Regions from separate parts of the Homo sapiens genome. Here region 1 is linked to region 2. A link is a loop called in an ENCODE intact Hi-C map of the cell type or tissue named here. Cell type or tissue: heart left ventricle. All regions are shown on one strand. Links, peaks and the distances in the headings refer to the core of each region. The heading gives the core; the rest is flanking DNA. Region 1 has its middle 280 kb from the start of LINC02151. Region 2 has its middle 62 kb from the start of LINC02703.

Region 1 (15,279 bases), core at 2,971-10,970, 240 kb after region 2:
TTCCCTTCTTTTTACCCAGCAAACTCCATGCCTTTATAAACAATGGTATATAATACTGTATTAGTCTCTTCTCATGGGCTGATAAAGACATATTCAAGACTGGGCGATTTACAAAAGAAAGAGGTTTAATGGACTTACAGTTCCACATGGCTGGGGAAGCCTCACAATCATGGCAGAAGGCAAGGAGGAGCAAGTCACATCTTACATGGATGGCAGCAGGCAAAGAGAGAAAGCTTGTGCAGGGGCACTCCTCTTTATAAAACCATCAGATCTCATGAGACTTACTCACTATCAGGAGAACAGCACGGGAAAGACCTGCCCCAATGATTCAATTATGTCCCACCAAGTCCCTCCCACAACACATGGGAATTCAATATGAGTTTGGGTGGGGACACAGCCAAACCATTTCAAATACTCAATTTTAATTTCTTTCTCTTCTCAGACATTTAATACCCTTCTGTTCTCAAAAGCCCTATAAAAATTGTCACTCATACACAACTTACACTAATGGTGCCTTGGGAAGTCAGAAGGTTTTTGATCACATACTGGGCAAATCTGGGCAGGCAGCAAATCAAGCAGAAAACAAGACCTGAGGAGAGGGCTCCAGAACTGAGGCAGGGGCAGGAATTCAGAACCACAAGGCATCAGCAGAACACAAGGCCACCCAGAGAACCCTCAAAACTATGGGGGAGAGGGACTCCCCAGAGGTGTGTGGGATGGAAGCTCAGATTATTTTATTTAGGTATTAAGAAGAAAGTGAAGGGCTATTAATAAAATCTGGAGGAAACCTAGGGACGTTAATGAAGACTCTAACACAATATGTTTCACAAATGTTCATTAGATCAAAGACTAAGACACATTATTTATTATTGTGTACCAAGTACTGTACTTCAAAAAAAAAAAACCTCAACAGATGGGGTCTTGCTATGCTGCCCAGGCTGACCTAGGACTCCTGGCCTCAAGTGATCCTCCCACCTCGGCCTCCCAAAGTGCTGGGATTACAGGCATGAGCCACCGTGACTGGCCCTTCCAAGGACTGTACTTCACAACAGCCCCTTAGGTAAGAATTATTATGCCCAATTGACAGATAGGAAAATCACCCCAGAGACAACTGCACAGACCATAAACAGGAGAGCTGAATTCAAGTTCAGGTTCTTAATCACTATACTGCCTCCTGCCTAAATGAGAGAATGAGTAGAGAAGGGTAAGAGGACAGTATTGGGTAAGAGCTTGGGACAAGGGTGGGCATACTGGAGATGCAACTGTAACAAGGGATCAAAGTTTTGAAAAGCTGGACTTCCTGGAGAGAGGGCAGCCTGCCAAGAAGGGCACAGACAGCCTCCAGGTGCCTGTGGGAGGTAAGCTGGTGATTCCAGCTTGCCAGCCGCCCCCAGGGAAGAAGGCAAAAGCCTGCTCACCCAGACGGTGGTTGCTCCTCTCTGCTGGGGCAGAAGGAAGGGAGCTCTTGGCAATGCTTGACTTGCTAAGCCTCAGGGGAGAAAAACCAGGGAGTTTGTGAGAGCAGCTCCCTAAGGTGCCTCAGGCAGGATGCAGCACTTTCCAGCAGAGAGTGAAATCAGGAAGAAGCGAATCAAGACCAGATGGAGTTAGTGTTCCAGCAAGTGCGTGTGGTTTTAGAAATGAAGGAGAAACATGGATTGAGGCCAAATTCAGTCCTCAGAGTTCCACAAACCTGCAGCCTCTGGGGAATTACGCAGACATAGGACGTGGAAGCTAAGAGGCATCTTGGAGATCATCCTGTCCTTGCTGCTCATTCCACAATGGGGAAAACCGAGGCTTAGAGAGAGTAAGGTAGTGAAAGGGCTGGGAACATCTCCCAGATCACACAAAGGTAGTGGGCACACAAAGGGCCCGCATGGTACTCTTCTCCTGCATCGGCACTGCTGAGCTCTGCTAACTGAAGCATTTCAGAGCTGCTGAGGTGCAGGTGCCTCTATGCCAGCTCCTCTCCATTTTCCCCCTTTCCCACTACCTCAGTCCCTACTCCAGCCCTATTCCAGAGCCTCTGAGTGCTTTGGTAGCTGGGTGACCCTGGCAAGACACTTAGCCTCTCTGTTAACCCAATTCCTTCACCTATAAAATGAGGAAGAAGAACAAGAAAATCTCTAAGTCCCAATGCTTGACCTATTGAGGAGTTAGACCTTTGCCAAACCCCTTCCTGTGCCTTCAAGGGCCACAATATAAGTTCAAAGGCTGAAACTGGGAGAAGTCAACCAAGATTGTCCCAGAGGATGCACAGGTCTTTTCCTAGCATCGGTGGGGCCCAGGACAAGGATGCAAACAGAGGCCCACAAACCATAGGTCTAAATATTTAAAAGGTATGAATCAAGATAATAAACTTTGATAAATATGTTTACCTTCTGCTATAAATTGAGTGCTTGTGTTCCCCTAAAATTCATATGTTGAAATCCCAGCCCCTAAGGTGATGGTGTTAGGAGGCGGGACCTTTTGGGAAATGTTTAGGTCCTAAGAGTGGAGCCATTATAAATGAGATGAGTGCCCTTATAAATGTGGCCCAAGAAATCTCTTTCCCCTTCCACCATGTAAGGACACAATGAGAAGCCACCATTTGGGAGCCAGAAAGCAGACCCTCCCCAGACACTGAATTTGCCAGCACCTTGATCTTGGAGTTCCCAGCCTCCAGAACCATAAGAAATAAACTTCTGTTGTTCATAGGTTACCTAGTTTATGATATTTTGTTATCACAGCCAGGACATACTAAGACATCCCCCTACCTTGACAAATACACTTTCATGCATTTGTCAAAACATAAGTATAAAGTCATGGATTTCTTTTATTATGACTGAAAGTTGGCAAATATCAAAGATAGATGAATTTAATTATTGCACATGTTTGGGTGCTGACAATGTTTGGATGAGTAATAAAACAAAGATAAAATAATTCAGAAACCATTATATATTTACTCTGAAATTATTTTTCTTGCCTTTATTTAAACAGAATCCCTAATTATGTTGTTATAATTAAGATGTTTACATAATTTGTATTCTATTGAGATCAACGCCAACTTAGACAACATTTCTTGAATTGTTGTAGTTCTTAAATCGTTTTTTCATTAACTTCAATTGGGAAAAACTTCTCTGCTGAGGCAGTAGAAATTTGAAAAGACAATTTAAAGCCACACTTCTATATATTCAGAAATGACCATTGAATTTTACTTGTTTCCAAACAGTATACTGTGGTCACATACGATAAATTATCATTTCAGAAAATACTATAAAATAGTTTATTTTCATCACTGTTTCTTATAGCAATATCTAAATTCATAATGTAGAGAATCTGTGTCAGTCTGTTTCACACTTTATACATGTTATATCTAGACATTTAAGAAAAATATAAGTTGTTTAATGTTGCAAAATGATTCTCAGTTTTTACAAGCAACTATTGCAAATACCATGCTAATTAGTGAATACCTCCAGAACCACGAATTTAAACACAAAGAAAACAAGAAAATAGATGCTCAGCACTGTGGATACTTCATTATGAAAGACTCTATTGCACCCATGCTATCTGAGAGGAAGGATTTGACAGGTAATTAATTGGTCTTATATCTAAGCATTCCCACTGCTTCAATCCCTGGTTCCCCCCCCACCCACTCCAAAGCATTGTCTCTCCTTTGTGGGCAACAGCACAATCCACAAACTTTCATGGCATTCTGACTCAGCTGCCTTTTGTTTCAAGGACATAGGGCAAAAGACATGTAGAAGCACTTCTCTGGGGCCTAAGCAGGGTTAGTCTTGGGTGTGGATGTTTAGGGTTAGGGATCATTCCAAGCCAGGGGTGAACACGGGAATCCAATAACAGAGGAACCCATGTGTTCTTTAATAAACCTGTTAGGGGAGAGGGTCTAAATGGGCCTTTCAAAGTGCAGAGGCCAGGTGAAGTTCTCCGTTTGCTCAGATAAGGATGTTATATTAGAAGTCATTTCCAAGTTCTTTTGGGGAGCATGTGACAGCAACCATTTCATCCTCTCCTGCCCCATGCACTTGCCCACCAAGTCTCACCAGACTACTCAGACTTCTCTGTGATGCACTGTTGCCCCTCTGTCATTCTGTTCATGTGCTCACCTCTGCCTGAAATGTGTTTCCCCTTTTTCTTTGTCTATTCAGGTCTTATACAGTTTGTACTCAGTAGGGCATAAATCTGATTGTTCTCACACTGCTCATAAAGACATAGCTGAGACTGAGTAATTTACAAAGGAAAGAGGTTTAATTGACTCACAGTTCAGCATGGCTGGGGAGGCCTCAGCAAACTTACAAGCATGGCAGAAGGGGAAGCAAACATGTCCTTTTTCACATGGCAGAAGCAAGGAGAAGTGCCGAGCTAAAGGGTGAAATGCCCCTTATAAAGCCATCAGATCTTGTGAGAATTCACTCACTATCACGTGAACGGCATGAAGGTAACCAACCCCATGATTCAATTACCTCCCACTGGGTCCCTCTCACAATACGTGGGGATTATGGGACCTGCAATTCAAGATGGGATTTGGGTGGGGACACAGCCAAACCATATCACCGACATTTGTTTTTCTAGCTACACCTTCCATCGTGCTCTTTGGAATCTCTCATTAACAAACTCATAGACAGACACCTTATACTCCTAGTCACTTTCCTGGGTCTGGAGCCATTAGTGCTGAGAACAGGAAGGGAAATCAGGAGAAATAGCTGGAATGATTGTAATAACTGGTGGCCTGATCCCACAGGGAAATCTCTAATTGGCTCAGCCTGCTTTCATCTCCTGCTGGTGGCTCTGCCCATGTGATGATTTCTGTGCACAAGATACACATTTTCTTACATAGGTGTTCTATGTCACCTGCCCCTCTTGGCACTGATGTCGGGAAGCGACAGCATGGCTACCTTGGCCCCCTGCCTAAGTCTATCCCCCAACCCCTAAATGAAGGCTCTCCCTTCGTTTAATGGCCACCTAGACAGCCCCACAGAAACTCCTCCTCCTCTGTTCCTTGCTCTTTCTGATCCATGACCTTCTGGGTCTTCTTTGGGGCCCTTTGAGAGCAGAGGAGGATTAAGATTCAAGGGAGACTGCCCTATCTTCTTCCCAGGCTCACTATTCTACAGTTCTTTGTGGCCTTGGTCCAAGCTGTTTCAACAAGCCACTCTGCTTCTTACTTCCTATCACCCCTACTCCCACTTCAGAAATCTCCAGGAAAAAAGCAAGCAGAAGACACAGAGCAAGCGTTCCCAAGAGCCTGCTCGCCATCCTCAAATCCAGTCAAAGCACTGCAATGTCTCATTTTCCGGGGAGTGAGATGTAAATCTCTCTTCTTATAGGTACCCCCAATCTCCATCAATAATTCCTGTAGAGCCCCCTCCCCCTCACCTGGCTCTGGGAGGGAGTGAGAATGTCTCAACAGTCTCTAAAAGACCATTCTAAAAGAATGGTTTGCTCCTCTCTCTTCTTCCATAGCCTGGGATGTTGGGTACTAGGAAGTGGTGAGGAGGTGGTGACACAACCAGATCTGCCTCTTAATAACCCCTGAAGAAGTCCATATGGTTGATGTCCCTCTTTAGAATGTGGTTCTTACCACTTATTGTACCCAGCTTTCAATCCCATCGCCAAGTCAACATCCTAATACATTTGCCTAGTGTAGGTCCTTCAAGGGCAGTCAAGTTCCACCGCTCCAGAGTGTGCCATAGCCCCCCAAGCAGCCAGTCTTAATATCTGGCCTCCTTTGCTGTTTGCAACCTCTTTCTTTGGCATGTGAGTGCCTAAAGGGCAGGGACAGGGGCTGATGCATCTCTGTATTCCCAGGACCTTGCACCAGATCTGGCACCTCTCAAGCCCACAACAAAAATTTGTTGGATGAATAAATAAAATAAACAAACTTAATTAAGAAATACTGAATAAGTCAACTATTGAATAAAGAAGGAAATAAATAAATGAATGACTGAAGGAATGAATGAGCAAGCCCAGAATCTGACTGGGTCCCCCTCTTGTCTTCCAACCTCCCATGAAGCTCTCAGGAAGCCCATTTGCAGATGGCCCTCAGCTCCTTAGATTCCAGGAGAGCAGGCTGCCAAGCCCATGGATATGGAACTGTTAGCTCAGGAGGCAACAGCCTCACCGTGTAAAATCACAGTCTATTCTAGCCAAATTAACTAGGTAATACTCTGCATTGGTGTAAAATTCTCCATCAAACCATGAAGACTGGCGTTTAAAACATTTAAGACCCGAGAAGGGGAGGAGAGGGCAAGAGAGACCATTGCTTTTCCTGGCAAGTAATGGTGAAGGGTTTCCCAGCCTGGCTAAGCAGGGAGGAGCCCCACCTGGGATTCTCAAAGCCAGTGCCCGCTCCATGCCCCTGGCTGGGCCTCCTTGCCCAGAGCTCCTCACAAGGTCTTTCCATTCTTGGGGTCACTGACCCTACACTGGGCCCTCCTGTGGACATTTAGTTGGATGATGCTGAGGGCATCAGACAGAAGGAAGACTAAGCTGGAATCTCCCCAGGCAAACACACTATGGCATTTCCTGACACCCCACCCCCACCCCCAACCCTCCTTATGGGGAAGCCACCCCTGCACCGATTCCAGAGCACCCTTCATTTTTAGAACCCAGAAGATTCAGCACCTTACATTCCCAGTGGTCCCCGGGGCTCCCCCTAGTGGTCCCATAATTGAAGTGAACAGAGATTATCCCTGAGTCTTGGCTGGATGTTACAAAGAGCATCTTTTTCTGTCAATAACATTTATTGGGCACCTCCCACAGCCAGGTGCTAGGACTCTTGCGAGGGGTCACAGGCCTTGATTACAGGTAGCCTGTGAGCCTGCGGGGCAGTACCGTGTGTCTTTGCCTTTCTGGTGCCCACGATGGCATCGAGTCAGTGCTGGCAAACGCTGTAACAGATACTTGCATTCAGCAATGAAAAGTGAGTAACAGAAACAGTAATACAAGATACCTCCACGTACACCCATCAAACTAGCAACCACTCATCCCAACCCCTCGGGGTTTGGTTCTGGGGCCCCCCCGCAGGAGGGGGAGAAAAGGAGGCAGCCTCCCGGGGGATTATTCTGTGCTGAGGTAGCATACTGGCTGCTGTGCCCTGGGGAGCCAGCTCCCTGCATAAGTGCACAGATAGACAGATAGATCGTATTAAGCATACAACATTCAGGGGCTTCATTTGGAAAAGACACTGATTCTAAATGGCTGTTTGCCATTGACAAGGCACATCACCAAGGCTAACGCAGACAGCTCTGGGTTATCCAGCTTGTATTCCTGCCACCCCTCCATCCCCTGTGTGGGCACACACATGCACCCTAGGGCCCCACTTGCTCTAGCCTTGTGCCCAAGCTGATACTGCATTCCGGGCGGCAGACTGTCTTGGCAGAGACCAGATGCCAGCAGATCCCTCCCTGTCCCCTGGGGATCTCAGGCCCAGCTGTAGTAGCCAGGCAGCCTTGGGACCCTACAGTCTCCACCCATCCCCCACCCCCAGAGCTCATCAACACAACTCCCCATCTCCCTGTCCCCTCTCCCACCCCATCCTCCCTCTTTACTGCTTATGCCTGTGTAGGCAGGAGGCAAAGCGATGCGAATACATTAACATTTCCTTAATTCTATCTGTGCCTCCAAAACTCTGAGTCACAACTGGGTGGGTTTTCGTGCCTGGTGAACTGTCAGCCTCATTCAGAAATGCCATTTTCTACTTTGCTCCTGGATCAGCGAGAGGACAAGTGGCGGGTGGGGGGGCACGGGGATGGGAAGTGGCACACCCAACACTGACTGGCCCTTGACTGATGACAAGATTGAGGCCCCTGCGGTCCCTAGGAGAAGCTGTGTGAGTTTCTACTGAGAACCCTAGAACTTTGCCTTTGTATAGCAATGTTTACATTTTACAACATGCACTCACCTACCTTATTTTGTCATTTGTACATCCATTTCATATAAGTGAAAAGTGAAGTACAAAGATCTGAAATGCCTTGCCTGGATATGACACAGCTAATAATGACAGAGTCAAAGCTAATATTTTTATCTTCTGGGTCCAAGTTCATGCTACGCCTCCTGACCTCGCCGCTGCTGGAAAACTTCCAAAAATGTCACCTTTTCCCTGAAGTTTGAGAGTTCAAGTTTGACCTTGTCACAAGATTCATGCAAAGGAGACTTCAAACACAGATTTTTGGCCGGGAGTTGTTTTTCTTTTTTTCTCTTTTTCTTTTTTTTTTTCTTTTTTTTTTTTTCTGATGTGTTTCTGGATGTTTTAGGCAGAGCACAATTTCTCCAGCTGCTCACATGGTCCCCACCCCCTGCTGTGTTATAGGACCAGTTCCAGTTCACATGTGTCCATTTCCTGCCTGGATCTAGAATTTGAACTTCACACAAGGTTTCTGTCACCTAAGGCCAGTTCTCTATTCATACAAAGAAGGGGGGCACCAGTGGAGTGTGATCTCCATAATGCTGGCCAGCCCCCTTTGCTCAAAAATGACTCACTTTTAACACATATTAATCCTGTGTGCAAGGCAGTCAGTCTGTTCGGCACTGAGTAGATACAAAGACGAATAAGTGTGGCCTTTCCCTCCAGCAATGTAGTCGGACATGGAAAACACACACAATAATTATATCTAAGCCAATGGTGTGGCTACAAAAATGCCATAGAACCAGGACAGCCTAGGGTACTGGGGAAGAAAGGGGAACAGGATGAGACGGTGGGTGAATGATGCTGAAAGAAAAAGTGAGAGGATGCTAAAAAAAAATAAATAAATCAAGCTAACTTTATCTCCCGCTTGCCTCAAAGACCTGAGTGGCCAGGTATCCCTGCACTCAGCCATCCAGGACTCCTCCCTGGTCCAAGACCCTGCACACGTCTCTCCACACCTGCATATGCCCAGGGTTCTGATATCAAGATTTAGTGCCTCAGCCTTGCCAGCTCAAGGACTTGATCATGGTGGCTGAGTTCAGTTGAGGGTCTGCCCTCTCTGGCTTAGCATCAGGGAAACTGCAAGAAGCTGCCAGACTCCTGCCTGAACACAAGGAATGCTGGAACCTGAGCAGCCAGGGCCAGTGGGAAAGGAGGAGGGGCGGGAGTGGAGGTGCGGCCAGGATGAGGAAAACTCATGGGGTCAGTTGGCTTCTCAGAAACCCAAGAGCACAGGGAAAGTTCAGACCTGTCTAGAGCCTGCATGATATCCAGGGGTCCAATCCAGTAGGTGAGCCCCACAACAGGAATGTTATATAATAGGCATGTTTCCAGAACAGTATGTCTTAACCCACAGGTCTCTATGAACTGACAGGTATTTCAGAAGTAATGCATCCCAAATAATAAAAAATTAAAGTTTACAAATAACTTGTTTGATTAAATCAGCGTAAATTCAAATGTAACCATGGAAAAACATTTTTTCATTTATTCTTTGGCCGTTCGTTCATTTCACAAATACTAACCCCTGATTATGCAAGCTAAGCACTGTACCTCTCATTCTTAATCATTGTATTCCTAAGTGTACTCTTTTTTAACAGCTTTATTGAGATATAATTCAAATGCTACACAATTCACCCATTTAAGGCGTACGATTCAATGATTTTTTAATGTATTCCCAGAGTTATGCAACCATTACCACAGAAAATTTTAGAACATATTTATTCCAAAAAGCATCCCCACATCCTTTAGCTATCATCCCCTATCCTACCGCAGACCTAAGCAACAACTACTCCACTTCCTCTCTATATAGATTTCCCTGCTCTGGACTTTTCTATGAATGGAATCATATAGCATGTGGTCTTTTGTGACCTGGCTTCTTTCACTTAGCATGATGTTTTCAAGATTCTCCATGTTGTAGCATGTATCAGTACTTCATTCCTTTTTAAGACCAAATAATATCCCATTGTATGGATAGACTACATTTTGTTTACTTATTTTCCAGTTGATGGTCTAAATATATTCTTCAATGGTAAATAAAAGTGTTAAGAGACCGCTGCAGGGATCACTCATAACCCAGTCATGCCAGCAAAGTGTCCTGTATGTGCCTGGTATATCTATGTATGATGGTGAAACAAGTTGAGAAACCCCATTCCAAAGGCTGGCTGGGCACTTTCTGCACCAACCCACACCGTCGCGTGGCCATCGGCCTCTGGGGCCTATGGCTGGGCCTGCAGCCCGCAGGCTGTGTACCCTACCTTGATGTGTCAGGCTCAGAATCTGCTGCATAGACTCATGCAGTGTTATCGGACTCATGGTTATTCAAAGCACGCTCCTTCCACCGTCCTCTGGAGTTTCAGTAACTTCATCTTCAGATGTCTCATATGCACACACACTCACACTACCTCTTCACCCGATGACATTTCAAGGCCCCAACACTATCTCCTTTTCCTGTTCTTTGTCTCAAGACAGACAATGCTCTCTTTCCTCCTTGCATGTATTATACCCCTTTCTCATCTAGAGAGGAGCTGATAAACTCATTTCCCTTAGTGTGCTAGTGCCCAATAACAGCCTAGTGTGCCCCATCTGGAGTCCCTTCTGGTCAAATCTCAGGCTCTTTTAGCTATAGGAAGATGGTATTTGGGAGGAAACTTAGATTAGGATTCTCTACTCCCACTTGGTTTTAGAGATTAGAAGGCTGAAGCCCAAGGATGAAGAGAAATTTTCCCAAGGACTGATTAATGGTTGTATCAGTTAGCTATTGCTGCTTAACAAACCACCCTCAGAACTTAGTGCCATAAAGTAACAAACATTTACTTAGCTTGCAGTTTGTGGGTTCGAAATTTAAGCTGGGTTCAGCTGGGATCTATCATTTAATCTGTGGCTCCCTGAAGGTCAGCTAGGTGGCTCTGCTTCTGGGCATCGGCTAGCATCAACTGGGCAATGGGGGCAACTGGGCCACACGTCTGGCACCAACTCATCCAGCAGGCTGGTCTGGGTAGTAGCAGGGTTCTCAGAGAGTGAACTCGGAAAGTCTCAAGCAAGACTTTCCAGGCTTGGAGCTGGCATATCGTCACTTCTTATGCATGCTATTGGCCAAAGCAAGTCACAGGACAGCCCAGATTCAGAGGCTGGAAATAGACTTTACCTGTTGATGAAAAGAGCTGTAAACTCACATTGTAAAGAGTAGGGACATGAAGAGAAGTGATATTGTGGCCGCTTTTTGCTATCTTGAGCTAGGACTGGAGCCCAAGTCTCCTGACTCTATTCTGAGGGTGCAGCACCCACTTCTGATTCTATCTGCCCAACCTTACCTGTTGCCCGTTCCAGGCCCCTCCCCTACAACTCAGCAAAATTATGTTTGCCAGAAGAGAAAAAAACAAATCCAGCATAGGCAGTGGGTCAAGCTCTTGTGTGTCTTTTATGTAATCCAGAGAAACAGGAGGAGCACAACTTCCATGCAGCTATACCAACATCCCTCCCTGCGGCTCCCCTCACCCACAATTCCCACTTCCTGTAGGACAGAGGCCAAGAGAAGTTCCCCTCCGCCTCCCCTCCGCAAAGGCTCAGATCCCAGATCCCCTTTTTTTTTTTTTCATCTATCCCACATTACTACAAGCTTTCCACTGCTCCACAGTCCTGGAAGAGGAGACAACAGCCAATTTTCCAGCACTGAATAAGATAGCCCCTGGAGTCACTTTTGAAACACCACCAATGTGTTATGCCAACTTCTTTTCTGGGGGAGAACAAAAGCTATTTTTCTCTCTTTTCTTCCCCTGATGGAGAGAAGCAAGACCCCCTTTTGAATTCAACTTTCTCTTCTCTGGCATAAAAAAAAAATTTAAAAACAAATCTGTCAAAATTCCCACCCTGCCTTCCTAGTTACATTTTTTAATTCAGTTGGCTCCATGTGGGGGAGTCTTCTATTAATAGGTATACCAGGAGGCTTAGCAACTCAGGCAGAAGAGTACCTAGGAGAAAGCTGGAGAGGGCTGACACCGGAACAGTGAGCAGGAATCAAACCGGGCTTAATTAGGAAAACATGCCTTCCCTATTAACGTCCCTGTCCGTGTGATGCTGCCGCTAGAAAAAAAAAATGCCAAGAAGCTTATTTGTTTTGCAATTACGGATGAAATAAAAAATTACTTGGTCTAATTAGACCTCTTTTACTAAAAGAAGCGTGTAAAATAACCTCAGTTTCATTAGCAACTCAAAATATACTACTCGGTGTGCTACATATGTTTAAGTGAAATGTGGAGGGTCAATTTGCTATGTAAATTTCCACAAATTTGGCTAAACTAAAACGATTAACCTAATGTGTATGCAAATTAACTTAATTGATAACGACTTTTCTCCAGGAGCTTTAAAAGAGGGGGAAATATATTCCAATTCTAACAATCCTCCAAAGTGTTCCATCACCCAATAACAAAATGATATCTTGACAAATTAAAGAGAATATAATGAAATCAGATTAATTAATGCCAAGACCAATTAGCATATGCAAAGAAACAAATCTCACTAATAGACAAATCCAGCAATTTGAATGAGATTTTTGAAAGCTTTTCCTATTTGTCAATTTGTGTGTGTGTGTGTGTGTGTGTGTGTGTGTGTGTGTGTGTGTGCGCGAGCGCGTAATTCCATCTTTGAAATGTTGTTCCCTTTTGTTTAGGATCTAGAATGTCAGACCTGGAAGGGTCCCTATAGTCTGAAACCCCCTACTTCAACTGATTAAGAAACTGAGCCTCAAAAAAAGGTGAATTTATCTGGCAAGGTGCCACTGACACCCTGGCAGCACAGCCCTTTCGTAGCACCCTGCCTGCCAGCAACACCCACTGATGCCTGGAGGCGGGGAAAGCATTCTTGAAGGCCCTTTCAGCTCTGGGACTACCTGATCCTATAGTCTACATTGGAATGTTTACCATATTAGAATGCCGTCTACATTAGAATATACCTATATATTTAAGAATTGAAGGGATTTTCATCTTGAGTCTCTTTTCCTTGACTCGGGCCACATTTTTCACACCAAAAGCAATCAGCAAAGCAAGCGGCAGAGCCTCAGCTCCCGAGGAGAGTCGTTTTCCCAACCCTGCTCCACATTGGACTCCCCTTGAGCTCCTATGCAGTTAGCGGTGAATTCTCCAGGCTAATCACTGGGCTGTGAGAGTTTCAGCCCACCTGTGCTCACCCCCTCCACCCTCAGCTAAGGACTCTGGGCTAACAGGCAGAGCTCTGACTTGGGTTTTTATTTTTATTTATTTTTTCTTGTTATTCCAGATGGTTGCTGAGAGACTGAAGTCTCGGTTGCTTCCAGTGGGACCCTCAGACAATGGCAACTGGAAGGAGAGGCAACCCTGGATGGCACTTGGGCAGCAGAGAGCAGTCAGACCCCAGCGATGGCAGCAGAGGCAATAGGAACAACACAAACAGAGCCCACTGGACTCATTCCATGGACTCTGGCCTGGGGGTTGCCTCTTTTAGGCCTTTAGGTGCAGCTCTTGCCTGGATCTAAACAGGACTATAGTATGGAAAGCTGGAAGAATAAGAGCAGGAGAAACAGACTCTGCTTGGGGAGTCAGGAGACAGACCTCCAGGCCACTGACCTTGGCCAAGCCATTTCTCCTCTCTGGCTCTTAGTTTTCTCATCTGTAAAACCACGAAATGAGGATATAAGCTAATAATCCTTTCTGGCTCCGTCTCTTAAGTCTCAGCCTTCTGGGTATAGTTTTAGCCTCTAGAATAGCATCGACCCCATGGAGTTGAAAGGGTTAATGAATAAATACATGTGAAGTGCTTAGAATGGTACGTGCCACTTAGTAAGTGGTCAATAAATATTAGCCCATAGTTTTTATCCTGTCAGGCGGTCCTTCACCCCCTCTTAAACACTTCAGTGGTATAGAAGGCGACAACAATGGTATGTGGATAAATGTTTACCAACCGGTCGAGTGAGGGTGGGTCTCTGCTTTGCAGTGTTTGCCGATTACCATGGTGTAAATAATCCCACTATGGCTTGTTTGAAACTGCCAACATGAAGTAAAACAGCTCATGAAATTCCTGAAAATGTAACAACTGGTTTTTGAAAACCAGGGCTAGCCAGCTCCAGAGTGCCACTGACATGCAACACCCTTCCATTCTCCATTCTCATTCTATTTAAACAAATGTCTCACTGTTGCACCTCTTGCATATAGAGAGAGACTAGATGCTAATTAAATATAAAGTACTTGTGACTATCCTCCCACATAACACTCTTTTGGGACACCACAAATTTCTTCCCCATCTACCCACTCCCACCTCCTTCCCCCAGCCCTTCAAGCAGAACAGTCTGTGTATACTTTGGAAACATAAACTCACATTATCATTAATCTAAGCCAAGCATCATTGAGAAAGTAAATCTGCTGCAAAGGAACATTTATTCATGTTTAAATTTTGATGATGTGTATATTAATCACTGATGGGCATTACCCCCTTCATGTACCCTTTAGCGTGCCAACTTGTCCTCATTCTCTCTGTCCTCTGCTTTGACCCCAGCCTCCATTCTGATGGCCATGGCCTATCTTGGGATTGCTTTACCTACATCCTGAACTTGACATTCCTCCTGCTCTCAGAAAGTTGGTTATTTACCGACTGAAAATGGAGAGTGAAAAGAAGAAAAATAAAACACCTTTCCCAGTGGAGCCCATAAAAGGCTCATGAAGTCATAAAGACAATTACTGGCAGGCCTATATGGAATACCCTCCGTGAGTCATCTGTCTTCTGCTGGCAATAAAGGCACATAGCAAATTAACCATGAGGGAGGCCCGCTCACTTACCCTGTAATTAGACGGAGCTGCAAGATGCTTCCTTTCAAACTTCACGTGGGAGGATCTGTTTTGGCTCCAGGAGGACCTGCCTGCTAGCCCAGCCAGGCCTGGGCTCTTCCTTTGGCTACTGCCCCTACAGCGCTGAGCCTGGAGCTATGAGACAGTGACAAGGCAGCAGCAGCAACACAGTCCCGCCCCTCAAGGCCCATGCGGTCTGTTTAGAGAGGTAGGCAGTGCATAAAGAAGCAGAGGTGATCATAAGGTTCTCAGACTAGCAGAGAGGCCTTTCTTTCCCACTTCATCTTTCACCACTTGCTGTCATGCACTCTGTGCTCTAGCCACATTGAACAGGCTCTTTCTCAAGTTCCTCATCTGCCTTCTGGCCTCCATACCTTTGCACATGCTGTTCCCTCTGCCTGGAATGTTCCTATCCCTACAAGATCTTGACTTGCAGAGACATAGTGCAAATTACATTTGCACTAAGCAATGTAAATAAAATGACACCTTCCTGACAAGTCTCTAAGAAGATTAACTAGCTTCCCTCTCCCTGCAAAACTTTGTGCAAAATTTCTACTTAGC
Region 2 (15,279 bases), core at 3,826-11,825:
TAAACCATTGATCTCATCCAACCTCTTGAAGACACAGAAAGGTGAAGTGACTTTTGCTGTGTCACACAGCTGTAGGTAGTAGTGCTGAGATTAATAGCTAAGGCACTCACCTTCTAAGTCAGTATTTTTCCCTATACTTCATCCTTATCATCATCATCTTCATCTTTATTTTCATCACAGTGTTTCTCAGCCTTTAATAAACATTGTCCACTAAACCAGTTTCCTTTTGTTGCTGTTGGTAACTTTGGACATGATCCATTGAGCCTACCGTAGTGTCTTTTCTAGTGAGTCAGAGCCCAGGAAGGAGACAAAAATGGTATAGCTAGGAAGAAATCTAGATTGAGAGACAGAAGATCTGAATAGGGCCTCACTTTCCTTATCTGCAAAGTGGGAGGAACACCATTCACTTCAAAGATTCATTTGGAGAACCCAGTAAAGTGGCATCCACTGCAGTGCTTGGTGCTGTGCCACAGTGGGTGTGCCATGAAAATGCATTCCATTTGAATGGGAGACCTGCAGGGAACCAGTTTGAGGAGCCTTTGCTTTGCCTGAGTGGACCCAGCATTTCCAGCAAAATAAACTCAGCTTCTTTCCTCTGCATTAACATTGCCTTCTTTGGCTCCTTCTGTGGCCTTAGCTGAAAAATAAATAAATAAGCATGCGACAGGGTGAGAGGTGGGGAAGGGATGTGGCAAAAGACAAAGAAAGAAAGAGAGAGGAAGATTGATTTCTGGGCAGAATTTATACCTTTTTGGCTTTTTCAAAGGTAAATGAATAGATTGTTGTTGTTTTTCAGCCTGCCGCTGAGAGTGTGCGTGCGCCTCTGTTATGTATAGACCCTTTTAAAGGCTTCTGGAAGCAATCCCTAACATTTTCTATAGGTGCAGACAGATAATTGAATGCTTTCAAAGACCACTGTGAGGCAGGGGAAGTTCAATTTTGCCGTGTGCTGGTGCTGCATTGACGGAGCGCCCCGTGTGTGTGTGTATTCTCAGGAAGTTGAATTTCTTTTTTGCTTTCCTTCCCACTACTGCCCCTTCACCCCTTGTTCTCCCCCAACCTCTGATGAAGCACTTAGAGAGAGGACAAGAAACAATATATAATCGCCCCAAAGTCACACCAAATAAACACAGCAAAAGCTCCCAGCCGCTTCTCTGGCTGCGAATGAAAAGCGCTGCCTCCTGGCTCCCGGGCCTGACGGACAGGGGGCCTTTCTGCTCAGCTATTATTAGAGCCGATGTGGCAGAAGCTCAGGCAGCTCTGGGCGGTGGGGGGTTCTTGTTTTAATTTGTTGCCTGTGCAGGCAGAACAAAGCGACATAGGGAGAGAGGACGGGGGAATTTCCTCCTGCTGCTGTTTCGCCACACGGCGGCCATACCGTGTGTGTGTGTGTGTGTGTGTGTGTGTGTGTGTGTGTGCGCGCGCGCGCGCGCGCATGAACTGGATATGTCTGTGTGCAGTGCACGTATGTGTCGGGGGGGGCATGACCTGGAGATGCCCGTGTGCCATGCACTCGTGTGTGTGTGTGTACATATGTGCATGTGTACATGCAGAGGCCAAGCTCTGAGTGTGCCCATTGTGTAGAACAAGAATATGCTGCATGCAGCAGTGCTATGTTCCCTTTAGGGCATGAAGGAAAGATGCACAGAGGGTTGAGATAAGGAGGTAAAGAAAGCCCAACCCTCCAGATTCATGGCAGATTCAAGTAACCTTGACCATCAATCTGTGCAAATGATATCTAGTTTCGTTCTCACAACTACCCTTTCAAAAATTGTCTTTCTCATTTTATAGATGAAGAAACGGAGGCTCAAGAGATATTTGAGTGAATTACCCAAAGCTTAGTTCAACCGGCTCTAATTACAGTACGATTTCTGCTATATTTGGTGTGTCCTAGTGGGTTGTAGGGTAAAGCAGAAAGAGAATTTCTTAAGGTTTCAAATCCAGGCAGTGGGGAAGGAAGATTCACCAGGGTTGCTCTTTGTGGTGGATGGGGAAGGGCAGCAGGTATAGTGTCCCTCCTGGTTTAGGGAAAGGGATGGCGCAGACGTTTCATGGCATCACTGTAATGTCTCCACTGCTGATGATACTAACGGCCACCTAAAGAGGGACACCGTGCCTCCTATGTGCCAGGCACTGGACTAGAGCCCTAGGTACCTGTTTTCCTGTCCTCTTGCTGTACACCAGAGAATGTAACTCACCTGCTCAAGGTAACCAACTAATAAAGGGCTGGGCCAGGATGTTAACTGAGGCTCCTTCCTTAAGCGATGTGGCTTTATCTTCTCCAGGTGTATGGAGAGGGAAACTCTCTCCTTGGGTTAAGAGCACACTACCTGGTGTCTTGGTTTCCTCCAGGTCCCATCGCTACCCCTCCTGGCTGGACTGAAACAGTACTCATTCCAAGCTGCACTTCTTTGCTCTGAGGAGCACATAGGAATGCCCAACAAATGCTCTTCTTCTGGCTTACTTCCCCTCTTGGAATGCAAGCTCCTTGGAAACAAAGCTGCGCAGCCAAGGGGTTTTCATTTGCTTTAATCTTTCATCCAATCTAACATTTCTAGCTACCACGTATTAATTGAGCACTTATTATATTACACACTGTGCTAAGTACTTCATGTGCATCCTCACCTTAGACCCAGGAGGTAGGGATTATTGTTATTCCCATTTTACAGATGAGGAACTTGAGGTTCAACAATGTTAGGCCATTTATCCACGCCAAACACATAGTGAGTATTCAAACCCTATTGGAACCCCCAAATCCATGCTTCACTTCTTGCCTTCTTCTTCACAGTGTATGCTGTTTAAGTGCATTTTCTCCTTTCCTTTCATCTTGCACCACCTCTCATCCTAATTATTAGAGGTGTTTAGTGCTATATCACCCTCCCATGGAGCCCTGGATCCCCTTGGTAGGATTTGTCAAACCTTCAATGAGGCTCTGCTATGTAATCCCAGGGACAGAGAGCAGACAGTCCCTATTGTTTTGAGAGTTCTAAAGGAAGTTTCTCTTGTCACCCTAGGAGGCAGTAGGGGTTAAGAACCCAGGCTCTGAAGCCAGAAAGTCTGCATTAGAATTCTAGATCTATCACTTATTCACTATTTGAACTTGGGCAAGGTAATTGGTTCTTTATGACTTGGTTTTCTCATCCATAAAACGGTCATAATTATAGTATGTACAGCATGAGGTTATTATGTGAATAAAATGAGCTACATGTATAGAATGCTTAGAATTGTGCCTGTAACATAGCAAACACTGAATAAATGTTAGCTAATATTACCTTAATATTGTTATTTTCTACAGAATTGTAGATTTTAAATCTGGAAGGAATCTGACAAGTCACTTGGTTGGCTCAACCTTCCATCTTTAGGCAAATAGAGGATTTGTAATCAGAAGACCTGAATTTGAATCCGAGATCTACCACTTAACACCGGTATCTAGAACTCTGAGCAACTTGTTTGACCTTTCCCAGTCTCATTTTCTTCAAATGTAAGAAAAGAGTTGTATTAACAAATATCTGCCCATCTCATAGATTTGTTGTGAGGATCAAACGAAGGGATGTAATGAAGAAGGCAGATAGAATTTTATGTTAATATTATTTGATTTTTACCTGAAGATAAATAAGACTCAAAGAGGTTAAATGGGTTACCCAAGAAGAAACTCCTCACCTACCAAGATGGTATCAGCAACTCAACAATATGCAGTCAAGTTTCCACCATCATACCCTTCCGTTTGGACTGTAGACCCAACAACTAGGAGTTGACTGAAGTAAATGAATGCTGGATCCAGGCAAGAAATTGTCAAAATAACAAGATTGAGGTACCAGGGTGCCAAATGGCAGACAGACTGAAGAACTAGGAAACAAAACAAGGTCAAACTATGAACAAACTCTCACCGTAACAGAAGTTAATATATAGGTTACATCAACCAAGTATAGGTATCTTATGGTCACAGTGTTAGGAGAAAATAATGTTTATCCGATTCTGCCTACAACTGTAGATTGAAGAAAGAACCACTTGCTTTCTAGGTTTCTTATAAAGGGTATTTATTGTATTGTCTCTGACCAGCCCTGCCTTAAGGACACTGCTCATTCAATAGCACCTAGCATCCACCGTCCCCATGTTAAATGCAGGAGCAGTCATTTAAAATACTGGGTCTTCCTCTCTGGTCTCAGCCTAGATAGGTCTAGAGACAGTCAACTGACTCAATCTGGGCCAATCAGGTCTCTTTCTTGAGATTTTTGAATTTTGCACCCAGGCTGAAGCTTTAAGGCCAAGGAGCTGTTGGCAGCTCTGTTGCTCCATTTATTACCATTCCTGAGTGCCAGCCCTTGTCTTTGGACCTGGCTTTGATACCTTTGTTCCCTCATAGCTCCTGTCTTCACCCAAACTGATTGCAGTGGTTCAAGCTGTCAGCCCCATGTATATCCAGTAGCATCTGAATTCACAAGGCACACGGCTTAGTTTTCAGGGAACTAAGCTGAGATAAGGTAAGGGATGTTCTATACCCCTTGCTCTTCTTGGGAAAGACCTTGAATTCAGACCTCTTAAGGATGCTGAGGTTCTTGGACACAAACCCTCTTTGCTTCTCCACTATGACAGCTTCCTACCCCTCCCAACTCCCGTATCTTTATGAGCTACTAATTCTTCTTAGTACCTACAATCTCACTGTAATGAGACATGGTCTTGGGAAGCAATGAGTCTCTTTTGTGCTAAGAAGTAAATATTCTCGAATGTGATGATTTGTACTCAGGGTGTTGGGAAGTGGGGAGCGATATGTTTAAAATTTCTAGAGGGCATTCTCTTGAGTAAAAAAATGCACACGCAATATATCAATTGTTTTCATAATCTAAAACATAGAAACAACTCAATGTAACAGTTTTGTCTGGTTTTAGATATGCAGTAGTGTGAGATTACATTGAGGCGCAGATTACAAAATGATTGAGAACCATTTCAGATTTTCTTAACCATTTTTAATAAGGTTTAACTTACATGCAGTAAAGTAAACAGGTAATAAGTGTATAGCCCAGTGAATTTAGTACATATGTATACACCTGTATAACTACCACCCAGATCAAAATTTAGAACATTTCCAATACCCTAGAGGGCTTCCTCATATCTCCTCCCAGTCAATAACCACCACCTCCAAGATAACCATTCTGACCTCTAATTATCATAGATAACTTTTGCATGTCTTGGAATTTCATATAAATGTAATCATACACTACATACTCTTTTGTATCTGCCATCTTTTGTTTGACATTTTAAATGTTAAATTCATCCATATTGTATGAATAGTACTTTGTCCTTTTTCATTGCTGCATTAACGCAAATGCAATCGAATCATTGAATAAACATGCCTGTAATTTATTTGCCTATTTTACTGTTGATAGACATTTGGGCAATTTTTAGTTTAGGCCTATAGGAATAAGGTTGCCATGAACATTCTTGTACATGTCTTTGGTAGACACAAGCACTTTTTGTTGGATATAAACTCCAGTGAGTCATACAGCATAGGTATCGTTAGCTTCAGCAGAGACTGCCAAGTAGTTTTCCAAAGAAGTTGTATCCACTCCACAATTTAAACAGTTTGTTTACCAAATAGCCACTGAGTACCTATTATGAGCCAGCCACTCCACTAGGCATTGGGAATACTGAGAGGAAGCATGCACGTCCATGGCCTAGAAGCGCTAATAGCCTGGTAATATCAACAGATACTTTTTAAATAATATGGTAAGTGATAGGTGAGAGGTGTGCCTGACAGGAGGATCCTTTGGGGCTCTAAGGTTAGATTCCCCGACTCCAGGTGACCAAATGGAAGCTTGGCCAGGTAAAGAAGGGATGGCATTCGAGGAGAAGGTTGCAGAGGCTCCTCTAGCCCCTGCCAAGCCCTGCAGGCTCTTCTCTGGCTGGGAGTCTCATTAATGGAGCAGCCAGGCCCAGGCCAGGCTGTCAGGAGCGAACAAACGGCTGCCAACATGAGCAATGATTTAAAGGAGAAGGTTAAGACGTCGGTGAGATGAATACCATTGACTTCGCTGCCATCCTGGAAGCAATTCATCAGGGCGGCTTGGCAAAGAGGGGCATAAATCCCTAGCCAGCGAGGCCAAGCAGGGCTCTGGGAGGAGGAACAGGATGTGATGGCAGCTTCCAGAGCTGTCTCCAGCTGGGCCTGTGCCAGCATTTTGAAAAGCGTCAGTTGGGAGGAATCCCCAGAAGATGACTTTGTAGCTAGGGTCCCTCCTGTCCTGAGTCGTGGGTCACCGAGGAGGACACCCTCCCTAGTCACTTGCTGTTTGTGCTTCCCATTCTGTGCACCCACTGGAGGTTTTTCTTGAAGCAGGCTCTGCATTGCCTTCTCCTTCTCTTCAGCCTGAATCTTGGCACTCCTGGAGACTCTTGGTTCAAATGATGTATTTATTTTCTTAACGAAAGGGAAAGATTTAAGAGTGGGTGTGAAATGCATCCTCCTCCCTCCTCTGACCCTCCCACGTACTTCCTCCGGCAACCTGAGGCCCAGCTCAGCAGACACTTGGGAAGTCAACAGAAACAAACATGGAGTGGGCATTGCAGAGCACGTGAGTGGATGAGAGATTTTTATGAGTGAAATTTGCTCACAAGCTTCTTTAATAATGTTATTCATCTTTCTGTCAAAGTCATCACATTAATGTAGCTGGAGAGATTTAGAGGAGATGAATTAAGACTTAAATACACAAAATGACTTGGGGAATATTTAAATACAATACATTTGATTCTGGTGCAGCATCCTTCCTCACGGGTGTTGCTCATGACTCTTTCCAGGCCCACACAGCCTGGGAATCAACAACTCCCCCTCTCCTGCCGCCTCCCTCCAATGCTTCATTCATCCAACGCTTCCTGCACCTACCATGTGTGAACTCATTGTCTCCACAGAGCACATATACAATAGCCTGGGTGCCTGTTCTGGCTTAGACAGGCCACTTTTCCTTTGGGTACCTCAGTTTCTTTATTTGGAAAATGGGTGGGGTTGGCTCTGAATTTCAAAGGATGCAGAGATTCCTTAGAGACAGTTGCAGGGAAACAAAGGGAGCCCAGATGCAGAGTCATGGACCCTCTCCCATCCCTTCATCACAGTTCATTGCTATCTACCTGTACGTACTGGAAGTTGTGTATTATTTTATTTAAAATAAAAACGCTTTGGCTTTAAAAAAGAAACTATTTCTTCCTTTCTTCCTTCCTTGAGTATTTAGTGAGTCCCTTCCCTGGACTAAACATTGTGTTAAGCATTCAGGATAGTCACTAAGCAAGTCTGACAGGGCTCCTGTCCTCCTGGTCGGGCAGTCCAACTCACATTCCCTGGTGGTACAACTTAGAATAAAGAGCGTGCTGTTACAATTAAGCAGAGAAAGCTTCCTGAAAGAGGTGGGCTGCAGAACTCCTGCCTCTCCATTTGCTGTGCATGCTAGACTTCTGGGCAGACAAAGCTCCTTTCTTCCCAGGGGAGTGGGAGACTCAGCTCTGGCTGCAGAGAGGGTGAAGTGAGGACATCAGACTAGAAGCCAAAATTAGAGGCAAGAAGAACAGCCCAGACATTGAGCACCCACTCAATGCATCTCCCCACTGTCTGACTGGGCCCAAGCCAAGAGCCAGAGACCTGGGGACGTTGCAATCCTATTCCCTTCTCCCATCCACCACACTCGCCCCCAGCCCACACCACAACTCTCACCATCCTCACTTTGCTCTCCCACCTCTCCCCTTCCTCTGCTTGGAGTGGCTGGAGAAGGGGAAAGGGACATCTTCTTGGATTGGAGCCCTTCCCACCCTACTGGCCTTCTCTGACCTCTCCTGGAGCTGCTACACAACAGCAGGGGCAAGGCCTCTTCCCCTGCTGTCCTCCAAACCTCCCACAGATCATTGCTTTCAAGGCAGGGCCAGAGGCACCCCTCAACCTGACCCAGATGGGTTGCTCAGACAGGCTCCAGATTATGTCATAGGGGGCACAAAAAAGTAGTAGACTGGCGAGAGCCCAAGAAAGCTCTGATGAGTTGTTTTTGCTCTTCCTTCTAAATCCAGGTTTCTCAACGATGCTTTCTGTGTGAGTTTTAGGTTCAAGAAAAAATAAATATACTCAGGCTGCTGAGATTGTTGCAAGAACACAGGAATGCAGCCTGATGAAAAGACAGGCCTGGGAGCCGCTCAGGGGCCAACCAGCTTTTGAGACAAGGTCAGCAGATCATGCCCCCAGCAGCAGGCCTTGCCCCTGACCTAGAATCCCTCCACAGAAGAGCCTGGCAACTCTCAGCGTTTGCTTCTCTGGCTTCTACCATCACCAAGGAGCTCAGCAGCCAAATCTCTGTACCTCTTACATTCAGACTTCTGAGGGAGAGTACAACAGATGTGGCTAGTCACCATCTGGGACTGGCCACCACTCACTGGGAAGGTTTAAAAGCCTGACCACCACACAGACCACTGGCAGGCTGGAAATTGGCTACCCTGGGGTCTGAGGCCTCCTCCTGGTTCCGTAGCTATCGTGAGAGGATAGGTTAGGCCTGGCGTGGGTTTGGCACAGAGACCCATGCATAAGAAACCCTCAGAAGAGAGCTTGAGGCTTGGGGTATGGCAGAGCTGGGGTTCCCCAGGGGGAGCAGGCCCGAGGGGACAGTATAACAGGCAGCTACCTGTTTACTCCCCAGGATTCCAGGGAAACAAGAGGGTGGAAAGGAAAGGGATTAGGATTCAGAGCCTGAGGCTTTCAGAGTGTGAGACACTCACAAACCAGGTCTATGTGTGATTCTCTGCTTGATCTCAAAGCAGCTTACACAAAGAAAGAATCATAACTCTTCAAGAGTGTGCCTCATTTCTGTTGGCCATGTTAGTCTGCAGTGGTGAGCCAGAATGCAGATGTCAGGGTAACAAAGCTTAGAAGGAGATGTACTCAGAACCTAGCACAAGGGGACAGGGTGGGCCCCCAGTCCAGAAAAACCAAGGAGAGGGGCTAGCACACAGTCAGTAGGACCCATGCATTTCTTTAGGACCTCAGCACCGCTCTAGGGGAACATTCCAGGCTGTGTGCTTCAATTCAGAAAGTTCCCAGGAAGAGCAAGATGTTCCACCCCTTTTTCTCTCATTTGCACTGAGTGGGGAGATCTGGCTGTTCCAAAGTCCATTCCCAAACCCTTCCCTTTGCAGGACCTGAGGCCAGACTCCAGGGAACATGCTGACCCTTCTCAGATAGATGTTACTTGCATCCCATGGCTGTGTGTTGGCTGTGTGTTAGTGATGAACTTGAGCGTGTGCTGGGTCATCCACACTCTCTTGCTGGGACCCCTTTGTCCTAAAGGAGATGGGTTTGTAATTCAGCTGGCTGGGGAGAAAATAATGGATCCCACAAAACCTTCCCAAGAGCTGAAATTGTATGAGAGTCATATACAGGTAAACCGAGAACTACTGCTTTTTCTCCCTAAGTCCCTATAAGAAGCCAGGGCAAATCTATAGTTCAGTCAATTGATGGTACAAGGGACAGGGAAAGGCCTCTTCAGTTGCTGCTGGGCTTCCCAGCCTATCGAGGAGACGTTTTATTTTTTTGGAGGCAAGAGAGACATGAGATGACTCCATGAAGTCCTGCTAGGCCTGCCCCCCCCCCCCCCGCCCACTGATTTCTATCTGAGAGGGGCTGGAGGAGTCCTGGGGTCAGCATAAGGTGTCTCTGACTTCATGCAATAGAACCAGCACATCGTCACCAGTATGTCGAGAGCAAGCCTCTAATACCCAGGCCTTAGTGATATTTGTACTGATAGAGTCTTCCACCCAACACTCTTCTTTTAGGCTCATGGAGAGGATCTTTCAATCCTTCCAAACAAGAATGCAAGGACAAGCTCACCTCTTTATTGCCTGCCTCTTTGCCTCTGCCTATCTGTACCCCAGCAGTAGGGGGGGTCCAATATCATTGCTCCTGGAATCCTTGAGCCCCAGACAGATGGCAGTCAACAGCCTGGTGACACAACAGCGGCTCTTGGTGGCCTTCTCAAGCAGCAGACGGGCAATTTATATGAAAGCATGTTGTAAAATATCTGTTGACACTGAAGCTATTGTTCTGTTATTGTTGTTGTTGTTGTTGTTAATACAACACCCTTGCCACTCTCAGAGAATTGAGAGTGGGAATGTTCTTCAAAGATTACAGTCCCCCTGGAGACTGGCTGTCTTCCAGAGGTATCTATTTTTAATTTCACTAATGCTTTTCTTCCAAGAGGACACAGAAGTCCCACCCAAAAAGGTAGGACCTACCTAGAGTTCAGTCTCATAGCTTGTTGGACTGCCTGTCCTAGGAATAGAATTTAAATGAATTTATGCTGGGCAATAAAATATATATTGTAATATAAATGTATAAAGTACAAAGGGTCTTGTCTTCCACTCCACCTTCCTACCACAAGCCCATGAACCCATGTCCCCGAGCCTTTGGCAAATTTGATCCTAGATGCTAAGCTGACACAGAACACCTTCAATCCATGTAGCTTGGTGTGGTGATGACAGCGCTAGGCTAAGAATAAAGAAACCTAGGTCAAAGTCTTGATCTCCCTTTACCAGCTTTGTGCCCTTGGGTGACCCTTGGGACCCTTGATTTCTTCAAAAGCTATGTAACAATTGCTATGGCCTGAATATTCATGTCCCTCCAAAATTCACATGTTGAAATGTGAGCTCCCAAGGGGATGGTATTAGGAGATGGGGCCCTTGGGGGGTGATGAAGTTATGAGAGTAGAGCCCTTATGATTGCCATTAGTGCCCTTGCAAAAGAATCCCCAATAAGTTGGATAGCCCCTTCTGCCACGTGAGTTCACAACAAGAAGGCGCCATCTATGAAGCAGGAAACGAGCCTTCCCCACACCCCAAATCTGCCCTGATGTTAGACTTCCAGACTTCAGAACTTTGATAAATATATTTTGTTGTTTATAAGCTACCCAATCAATGGCATTGTGTTATAGCAACCTAAATGAACTACGGCAACAATAACACCTATTATTATAGTTGGGAGGACCAAATAAGATAATGGAGATACACTCCCAAGACCCAGGGCATACTGAGGGCTTAATTAAATAGTCACTGAATTGGAGCTGAAGAAGGCTGTCCACACAAAGTAGGTAGGATTCCAGGGAAGGGCTTGTGGGAATGTGTTCTCCACAGGTTGAGGGCAGAAAATGGCCAAGTCTATGCTACGTTTAGACCTCGTCAACCACTAATGAAGGGAAACCCAGCTAGAGGCCCAGCCATAGGACTTGTCAAATTCTAATATATGGAGTCTATAAAAATCAACAACACTCTCCCATGGATTCATTAAAGCAAACAGACCCTCTTATTTATCAATGCTATTCACCCCAAGTGAAGATGACAACAATCAATTAAATAAACAAATCAAGTTTAAAAAAGCTTAACTGAAGGCAGATGTGATTAATTTCCTCATCATTGATTGACATTAACTATATTAGCCAGTTTTGCTATGGTAACAAACAACCCCTAAAATCTTAGCGGCTTATATCTTACAAGCATTTATTTCTTGTTCACAGAGCGTGTTGGCAGCTGCAGATGTGCTTCATGAGTCTTCTCATTCAGGGACTTAGGCTGAAAGGGCAGCCCCTAATTTGGGACCTGCCGATCTGACAATAGAACTGAGCAAGAGAACTGACCGAACACGCTGTACTCCTTGTATCTTCTGAACTGACTCATATTCCATGAATCCAAGTGAGTCACATGGCCAAGCTTGATGGGGGTGTGGGGAGCTGGCACACAGGGGCAGGAGGTGGGGGCATAGAATATAATCCATTTTCTTGTTTGTTTGTTTCAGATGGAGTCTTGCTCTGTCGCCAGGCTGGAGTGCAGTGGCGTGATCTCGGCTCACTGCAACATCCGCCTCCCAGGTTCAAGCGATTCCCCTGCCTCAGCCTCCTGAGTAGCTGGGATTACAGGCACCCACCACCATGCCTGGCTAATTTTTGTATTTTAGTAGAGATGGGGTTTCATCATGTTGGCCAGGATGGTCTCGATCTCCTGACCTCATAATCCACCCACCTTGGCTTCCCAAAGTGCTGAGGTTACAGCCATGAGGCTCTGCACCCGGCTATATACTCCATTTTCTAAAGGCCACCGCAAGCCACAGGGAAGCCGCATGGATGCACAATGCTCTCAAGGGGAAAAAGTGAATATTCTAGAACAACAGTACAATCCACGACCGTGAATCTGACCCTGTCCTTCTCACTCCATACACACCCACATGGATTTTCATAGCATTCTTATTTAGAAGATATTCTATGTCCTATTAATATTATCTTCATGTATTTGATGTATTTGTGGGGGATGATTTGCAGCACAGGTCATATATCTGGAAGTCTTCTGAACAACTAGGAGCCCCTTCATCCAGACAGTCTGCATGCTTTCTCCTGTAATCTTTCCTGCTGGCTCCCTTCATAGATGCCTGGCCTGTCTGGGCTTCCCTTCTCTCAAACTGGGCTCACTTACTAAAGTGACCTTTCTCTTGACTAGGCAGCTACTTTGATGACCTCCTCAAATGCAATGCAAAAGCTGGACTCTCCTCCGCCCCCAAGCACTCCCAGGCTCCTGGGCAGGGCCATCAACTCCACTCCAGCCATCCCTCCAGACTGGCGCCTGAAAAATAGAATTTCTGCTTCAGGTAATACAGCTGCTTCTCTCTGAATAATGCATGCCGTGCACCACACCGGACAAAGGACAAGCGGTTGAGAAATTGGGGAGCTTTCATTTGATTTCATTATTTTGCTTTTAGACCCAAGCATTTGCTGCCGTCAGGCATTTCAAAGAGGACAAGACAACAAGGTGTTCTGAGACAAGCAGAGAAGATCAGTCATCCTTGGGGACTGAGGGGATTCAGCAGAGAAGGCTGGGCTGGACAGCCCTTCCCAGGGACACAAGGACCTAAAGAGGCACCTCAGTGGGTGTGCCCCATGGGGGGTATAGGAAGGCTTGAAATTTTGAGTAAACGGACTCTCAGGGGGATGCTTCCATAGAGGCTGGGGGTGAACACCTCCATCTACATCAGTTAGTGACAGAGGGGAGCAGAACACATGGAGAGCTGTGAGACGGCAATTAGGAATCACAGAATCCAAAGCAAAGGATCATCATTAGTAGAGTAAATGGCCCTTGATGAAGGAAACTTGACTCCAATAAACAGGTGGAGTTCAAGCCAATGAATTAGCCTAGCTACAATAAAATCAGACACCCACCAGCCTGCTCCTACCTGGTTCAGTCTTCCCATAGTACCTGCCTGTGGGGTCCCAATGTGAATCACGTTGACCCTAAAGATGTCAGCCTTAAGCACATCCACACCTCACTACCACAGTACACACAGGCTCTGCTCTCACAAGGTTGGCTCTTTCTTTGTGCCTGAAGAGCACACATGAGTTCTCATCTTGTGTCCATGCCATTGCTCACATCCATGCCCCGACTGGAATCCTCTCCCTACTCCTCTCTGTCTACCCAGATGCTTGCTATTCTTTAAGGAGCAGCATGGGTCCTACTACTATTTAAGCACTGAAGCTCACATTGATCTCTCCCTTCTCTCCATTTCTACAATTACCTCCATGAATGGCCAGTTTGTATTATTCTTGATAATTATAATAATACATTATTTCAAAGCATTTCCTCTCTGGTCCTCACGTTATGCTGCTCAGAGCTATAGGGTACTCCTGGGTGCCCCCAGGGCCAGGAGGTGGCTCACCCTCAGGACATAAGCCTCATGCTTATGTCCCTGCCCCCTCTAACTACAGCAGCTCAGCTCTTGATCTGTGTTTCATTTTAGAGTTTCACACACAATTTTTTTCTGTTTTAAAAGGGATTGCACTATTGATTTAGAAACTACATTTTTTATTTCATCCTCATGAGAAGTTTGTGAGGCTTGTAGGACTAGGTATTATCACCCACATTTTGCAGCTGAGGAGCCCGAAGCTCAGGGAGATAAACTGTCTCATCAAGAGCACACAGCTAAGGGAAGAAGGAGAATCTCGATTTCTGTCTTTTGAGTCTAAATCCAGTGTATTTACAACCCACACTTGGGCTTATCTCTAACCTAATTGTTAACTTCTCTCAGAAGCAGAAACTGAATTTTTATTACTTATTTATCTGGTTTTCTTGCTTGCTTGCTTGCTTTTCTTTTTTTTTCTTTCTTTTCTTTTTTTTTTTTTTTTTATGGAGTCACCCAGTCTGGAGTGGTACAAATGGTACGATCTCAGCTCATTGCAACCTCTGTCTCTGCGGTTCAAGCAATCTTCCTGCCTCAGCCTCCCAAGTAGCGGGGACTATAGGAATGCACCACAATGCCCGGCTGATTTTTGTATTTTTTGTAGAGATGGGGTTTCGCCAGGTTGCCTAGGCTTGTCTTGAACTCCTAGTCTCAAGTGATCCACCCGCCTCAGCCTCCCAAAGTGCTGGAATTACAGGCATGAGCCACTGCACCTGGCCCTTCTCTGTTTGCTTCTGATTCCGAACATGGTTGTGGGCACACAGTAGGTGCTTACTACTTACCTAGCCTTGATTGCAGGTGCACCCTTGGCTTTGCTGGAGATGCAAGGCCTGACCTCACCTCATGCCTTTTTTAGGCAGCACATACCTGTGAGCTGAGTGATTTACAAGGCTGTACTAGGTACCTGGGCATTTTATGTAATCAAAGGGATACTTTGCTGCTCTCTTTCTCTTGCTGTTGACATGGTTACAAAATCTTATTATTAGCCCAGAGGATGGGGTAATAGGACATGACATTCACATTGTCAGTGTTTTAAAGAGCTGTAGTTACCTCCTGGAGAATAATCTGTGTATTGTAGCAAGCAACAGTGCTGCTGCTGCACCTGGTGCAGCTTCTGTTTTCCGGCTCCCTCTTCATCCTTCTGCAGTTCTGAGAATGAGGCGTTCCCACCAGGAGGCAAGATCGGGTATCGTTCTTGGCCACCCTGGCCACACTGTGGGAATACACCACCATCCCTGTCCTCATGACCTGGGGAGGAGGTATGCAGGGAACCACCTTTAGGTAAGAGAAGGAGCAGAAGCAGTGGGCTGACTCACAAAGAAAAAAAAAAAAGATAAATCAAGATAAAATTGTTTCTAAATTGAATGTTTTTCACTATTTTCAGTGTGGTATCTGCAGTGCTCCAAGATGATTCCCTCTCGAGGGCTTCAGAAAAGCTGTAAATAGAATGAATTGCTTTTAGGGACTTAACTCTGGTAGTTCACTTCTCAAGAAAATATATGCTAATGCATGTAGACTATCATTATTGGGGAGACCTATGTCCCGAC

Evidence for each region. A loop is a pair of places that touch in the nucleus more often than their neighbours do. Peaks named below come from ENCODE experiments on the same cell type or tissue, not always from the same donor. Only the 100,000 strongest peaks of a DNase experiment are listed, where the experiment ranks them.
Region 1: a loop joins it to region 2, with 4 times the contacts of the local background. A loop is called at or near these places in 18 of 110 quality-filtered maps.

What each region holds. Positions count from the first base shown.
Region 1 is chr11:116,217,915-116,233,193 of GRCh38, forward strand. No RefSeq gene overlaps it. Among named protein-coding and RNA genes, the nearest start is that of LINC02151, 280 kb to the right of the region's middle. In heart left ventricle, for the core only: a CTCF peak has its summit at 6,669 (motif pointing left); a DNase peak (open chromatin) is centred at 7,416.
Region 2 is chr11:115,974,457-115,989,735 of GRCh38, forward strand. No RefSeq gene overlaps it. Among named protein-coding and RNA genes, the nearest start is that of LINC02703, 62 kb to the left of the region's middle. RefSeq lists enhancers at 5,537-6,038, 6,039-6,538, 11,134-12,333. In heart left ventricle, for the core only: no CTCF peak of the experiment used is centred there; a DNase peak (open chromatin) is centred at 7,649; H3K27ac peaks cover 881 bases.